Linked DNA regions of Homo sapiens: region 2 is linked to region 1. The links are chromatin contacts, found by Hi-C or POLR2A ChIA-PET in ENCODE. All regions are on one chromosome and are shown on one strand. Each heading gives the region's core, a stretch centred on a gene start or an enhancer-like site at or near the end of the contact. The rest is flanking DNA. Distances are from core to core; before and after follow the strand shown. Region 1 holds the start of CNOT6L (CCR4-NOT transcription complex subunit 6 like). Region 2 holds the start of BMP3 (bone morphogenetic protein 3).

Region 1 (2,894 bases), core at 20-2,519:
CTCAGCCACCTAGACCTACGCTCTGCTTCGCTGTCAGGTCGCCTCGGGCGAGGAGGGTGCAGTAAACAGCGCCCACACAAGAACCCGGGGTGAGGCGGTTTCCCGTCTCTTCGCCAAGGCTCTGTGGATGTGGGTTTCTGAAACTCTACCACTCTTCTCAGCCCCGCTCCTCGCTCAGGCCAGGAAAAAAGAGTGAGAAAACAGCCAGAGCAAAACAGAAAACCATTAAGAAGCCCGGGCCTCCGCGCGCTCACCGCGACAAAACGCGGCGCACGGGGGGCGGGGCCAAGGCGCTGCGTAGGAGCTCCGCCCCGTCACCGCCCCGCCTCCTTCCCCTCACCCCAACCCTCCGCGCCGGGGAGTGACTGACTCCCGCCAGCCCCTCCACGTCAATCAACCCTCCTCGTTCTCGCACTCTCTGCACCTTGTTATTAATCTCAATACCGATATCGCCCGGACGCCTCTCCCCCGGCCCTCGGGGGTGTGAACGTGTGTGAGCGGGAGCGAAGGCACCGAAAGCTGGCGTCTCTGTTCAACCTCGGCCCCAGCAGCACCCGGCGCAGCGGCAACCCCCGCAGCGGCGGCAGCCCCAGCACCAGGAGGCCAAGGCCAAGGCCAGGCTCTGCGTGGCTCTCGGAGCAGTAGCCGCGGCTCCGGCCCTGCGGGGGCGCAGCTTCCTTCGGCTGGGGCCTTCGCGCCGGCGGCCGCGGCCGCGGGGCCTCTCTTGCGCGCCTGGGGTCACTGTCCTCGAAGCCCGGCGGCGCGGCCCTCGTCCCCCTTCCCGACCCCCGGTCTGTCTCCTCGCTCCCTTCAGCCGCCTTCCGCGCCGCCGCCTCTGCCGTTCGTCAGGCGGCCCGGCCCGGCCCGCCCGCCCCGCATCCCCTCCGGCCGGTGCCTCTCCCCTCCGGCGGGCTGCCTGCATGTCTTTGCTGCCCTCAGCCCCGCCGCCACCGCCGCCGCCGCCTCCCCCGCCGCCGCAGCACCAGCACCAGCCGCCCCGTCGCCGCCGCCGCCGCCGCCGCCCGGACCCCGGCGCGCTGAATGCAGGTGAGGAGGGGGCGCGGGCCCCCCGAGACCCCGGGCCCGGGTTCCCTGCGCGCCCGCCCGCGAGCCCCGGTTACGGGCCCTGTGTGCCGCCGCGGCTTCCCCTCGGGGCGGGCGGGAGCGAGGCCCGCCGTGGGTGTTTGTGTTTGCGTCTGCGTCTGCGGCCGCGGCTCTGGAGGGGAAGCATCTGTGGGGGCCTGGTGCGCGCGCGCGCGCGTGTTTGTGTGTGTGTTTCCCCTGCCGCGGGGAAATGGCTGCTGTTGCTTCTGGGCCAGAGGAAGAGAATGAGGTAGAGTGTTCTTTTGCCTCCGAGTAGGACCGAGAGTGTTGGGAAGAGGAGCGCGTCCCCGGGGAAATGAGGTGGGAGAGGGACAAATGTGCGTGTGGGTGTGCGAGTTGGGACTTTGGCGGGCGGGGAGGCGGCCCGAGGACCCACGGCGAGTGGGTGTGTGTCGGGTGACTGGAGGGGGCGGCGGGGCTGACCCGCGTCTCTTCAGAGGCGGGCGAAGGTTCCGGGGTGTGTGTGTGTGTGTGTGTGTGTGTCGGGGGTGGCCCGGGGCCGGGACCCCAGAGTGGCGTGTCCCTCCCGCTTTGTGGCTGCGGCTCCCGAGCCTCGCAGGTGAGAGCTGCTCCTAGGGGGCCGGCCGGGGAGGGCTGAGTGAGTGCGGCACACGCGCGGCAGCGGGGCTGGGAGAGCTGCTGGTCGGTGCCGCGCCGCTGATCCCGGGGCCGCCGTTCCCCGGCCGCGGCAGGAAGCGCGCCGGCCTGCAGCGCGGCCTAACTGCCTGGGCGCCCGCCCACCTCCCCGGACGCCTCCCGGGACGGCGAGCCCGCGCGAGCCCACGGCGCTGCCTCGGGCCTGGGCAGGTGAGGGTCGGAGGCGGGACTCGCCGATTGCCGTCGCCGTGGCCGCCTCCGCGTCTCCTGAGAGGCGAAGGCTTATTTTGGCGTTCCAACTGCAAGCCTTCGCCCGGCCGGCTGTGGGACCCGAGGGAGGAAAGTGAATCAGAACAGTCAGTCTTGGGAATACGCGGTGTCGTGTTCCCTTCTTTTCATCCTTCCCCTAAGGCTGTGTGGAGGGACTGAGTAAATATTTTGGATTTTTGTTGCAAATACTTTGCCGTTGGTAAGATTTTTTTTTTTTTAATTAGACAAACATTTTCTTGGAAGGGCTGAGGAAGAAAGGGAAACTGGCTTTCCTGGCCTGTGGGATTGGATGGATTTTGTGCATTTGAAATTGTTTTATCCTGCCTCCTAGGGGGAGAGGCGTGTACGCGCCGCCGAGCTGAGGAGCTGGGTGAGGAAGAGGAAGTTACTGGAGCTGTCATCCTGCTTAACTCGGTCGGCTATTGAGCTTAGACTGTTTAGGTGGATTGTGTTCAGGGAGTTTAGCTGAGCCGTTTGTACACATTGGAAGCACAGTGTTACATTTTACCGTATTGCCTCTAGTTATCTTGTCAATCAAGATAGGCTCAACAAACATGTTTTCCTCAGTCTCCAAAAACTAGATCAAGCAACCTCTGTTGTCTACTCAGTATGTGCTGCTGGAAAGCTATTTTGAGAATAGCCTAAGCAAAACCCAGTTGTAAAGATAAACCTGCTGCCAATAGGTCTACAGTACATTTCAGAACCAAATACAAATGGCATTTGGATAATTATTTGCTAATGTGCTTTTCTACTCCAACCTCATTACATTTGTATGTAGTTAGATCATTTAGCTAGAACCGTGCTGTGGATAAAAGCATAATACAGTTTCGATCCTTGTAGGCCGTACTCTGTGTCATGGCCAGAGATTGCTCTTTGCACCTGGTCTCACAAAGAAATAGTGTATGCTGTTCACGGGGAAGTGG
Region 2 (2,700 bases), core at 106-2,605, 3.2 Mb before region 1:
GTATGATTTCTCTCGGGTCCTGGCATTGGCATAAAATGGCATCTGCCTCTTAGTAAACATGGCTAAAGCCCAGTCCAAAGGAATTTCCGCTGGCCGATTTAGGAATCAACAGAATAAGGTACCCTAGAGGTGCTCCAGTCACTCAGGGCAGGAGGCCTCACAGGCATGGGGTGTCGCCCCTTCCCTTTTTCCACGAAGCTCCTCCAGCCTACCCCTCCACTGCTCCGCGCCTTCATTCTATTTCCCCCTCTCACTTTGGATTTGAAAACTGGGCTTACAGGAGATGCAGCTGGCGACACGCGGGGTGTGACTGGACGGAGGAATCCAGAGGGCAGCTGAGGAGGGCGGAGAAAGGTCCCTAGGCAGCGCCACCAAGCAAGGGGCAGACAAGGAAGCTGTGGGGGGTCCCGGGAGAAAGCTGGGGCGGGACCGCGGGAAGGGAGTCTCACCTCGCGCACTCACCTGCTGCTGCCGCCCGAAAGCTGCGAACCGTGTTGCCTTCGCGCAGGAGCCGAGGGCGCCAGGGCTGCGAGCCTCCCTCCAGGGAGCCCGGTGTCCGGGCCGCCTGGACCGTGCTGTACCTGTCATAGAGCCGCAGCATGTGTTCAGAGACCTTGTCTTGCGGCTGCAGCTCGGAGTCCGGGCCACCACCTGCCGTGCGGTCACCTGGCACAGCTTTGCGGAGCTCCGGGAAAGGTGGCTTCGGTCTCTCTCCCTGCGCCAGGCTCACGCAGAAGCAGCCCAGCCACAGAAAGAGCAGCCTGCTCGCCCCAGCCATGGCTAGGTACCCGCGCGGCGCGTCGGCTCCCGGCGTCGCTGCGGGACACTCCGAAGGCGCAAGGAGCCGGCGGCGGAGCCGAGGGTTGAACTCCAAACCAGCTGGGGCGAGGGCGCACGGAGCCCGGGACGCGGCCGGGTGCAGCGAGATAGCGGCCAGCCCCACTTGCTGCGCTGACCCAGCGCAGCCTGACAGGTGGGCTCTTCCCCAGCAGCTGCGCGGACCTCACCCGCGCAGGGCGCTGCGGGCGCCGTCTCCACTCCAACGCTGAGAAAGAGCTGTAGGTCGCGGCGTGTGTGGCCCGGGTGTTTTCAAGATCTGTCTGTACCTTCCCTCCTCGCTTTATTTTTGGGAACACCCGGCCAAACTGGCCGCGCGAGGGACTAGGACTAGCTCTGTTTTGGGCGCCAGGTCGGAGCCGGGGCTGTGCGCAGCGGTCCGGAGGGCGCTCGATTGCCTTTTCCAGGGATTGGAGCAGCTGCGGCGCGGCTGGTCCGAGTTTTTTAGTGTACGTGTGTGTGTGTGTGCGCGCGCGCGCGCGCGTGTGTGCGTGTGTGTGTGTGTATGAGAGAGAGAGACTTAGTTCTTTCGCTCTCTAGCTGATCTGTAGAGTCCTCAGCCAATCTCTCCCACTCCCTCGTCCTCGCCCTCTTAGCTTGCACCAGGCTGGGATAGAAGCAAGGGAGGGGGGGAGTAACCAGAGAACTGGCAGCGGGAGGGAGAGAAGAGGAAGTAGGGGTGGGGATGGCTGGGGAGAGGAAGGGAAAAGGAGATTCAGGACTAAAGAAATGGTAGGAGGGACGGTTTTTTTGTTTTGTTTTGTTTTGTTTTTGTTTGTTTTTTTTTTTAATTCTCCAAGAACAGTGGCTGTGTGGTGGCTAGCAAGAGGGCAGAGGAAAACAGAACTTCTTCCTGGCTTTTCGGTCTTATGATTCCAAACAAAGTCACAACGTGAACACCATTCTCGCTTACTTTCCCGAGCCTCTTCTGACGGACACTGCGGGCCCCTGCACCTGCAGCCCGTCATCATAGCTTCCTGTCTTTCTGAGAGCATACCCATCATAACGCCCCTCTCTCCCGCATCATCTTCTCTCGAGGTGAGAAATATGTGCGAGTCAATATCATGTTAAAAACAAATAAGAAAACAAGCAAACACACCACAACCCCACCTACAGCTTCCCCCAAAGGTTTCCTTCCTACAGGTCCCCAAAAGGTTTCCCAGCAGGATGGTGCAGTGGTGGCTAAAAACAAGGGTGTGTGGAAGATCCCGGAGTCCGGAACAGAATGTAAGAGTCGCTAGCTTTGTCTTCCTAATTCTCTCTTGTCATGGCTGTACAATGGAGATTAAACTATGAGCAGCCTGGCGCAGTGGCTCAGGCCTGTAATCCCAGCACTTTGGAAGGCCAAAGCGGGTGGATCACGAAGTCAGGAGTTCGAGACCAGCCTTGCCAACATGGTGAAACCTCATCTCTACTAAAAATACAAAAATTAGCTGGGCGTGGTGGTGCGCACATGTAATCCCAGCTACTGGGAAGGCTGCGGCAAGAGAATGGCTTGAATCCAGGAGATGGAGGTTGCAGTGAGCCGAGATTGTGCCACTGCACTCCAGACTGGGTGACAGAGCAAACTTTGTCTCAAAACAAAAAACAAACAAACAAACAAAAAACAACTGTGAGCTAACATTTTTCTCCACACTTATGCTCTAGACATGCCTTGTTATTTATATTTCAAGTATATTACCAAATAATTTTCACAGCAAAACCCATTTTACAGATGAGGAAACTGAGGCAAAAGGATACATAGTAAGTGACAGAACTGAGATCCAAATTCAGGGAGTCTGATTTCTGGCCTCAGGCCAGATAACCACACTATTAATAGTGAAATTAGCATTTAAACTGAAGTTTCAGTGTGCAATCCATGTA

The links. Hi-C counts contacts between places; a loop is a spot of excess contacts on that map. ChIA-PET counts read pairs that join two places held with the same protein, here RNA polymerase II (POLR2A).
Region 2: a loop to region 1 is called in a map of OCI-LY7, with 6 times the contacts of the local background. The contact joins the promoter of BMP3 here to the promoter of CNOT6L in region 1. A Hi-C loop is called at or near these places in 1 of 168 maps with a recorded cell type or tissue (OCI-LY7). POLR2A ChIA-PET finds 5 or more read pairs at or near these places in 1 of 52 experiments (OCI-LY7).

The regions. Positions count from the first base shown.
Region 1 is chr4:77,817,743-77,820,636 of GRCh38, reverse strand. CNOT6L (CCR4-NOT transcription complex subunit 6 like) reads left to right here and starts at 1,269. Exons shown (of 12, transcript NM_144571.3): 1 at 1,269-1,333. The coding sequence starts at 1,329. RefSeq lists silencers at 223-372, 633-792, 833-932, 1,423-1,492, 1,573-1,972.
Region 2 is chr4:81,029,363-81,032,062 of GRCh38, reverse strand. It overlaps BMP3 (bone morphogenetic protein 3), which reads right to left and starts at 1,355. Exons shown (of 3, transcript NM_001201.5): 1 at 463-1,355. The coding sequence starts at 778.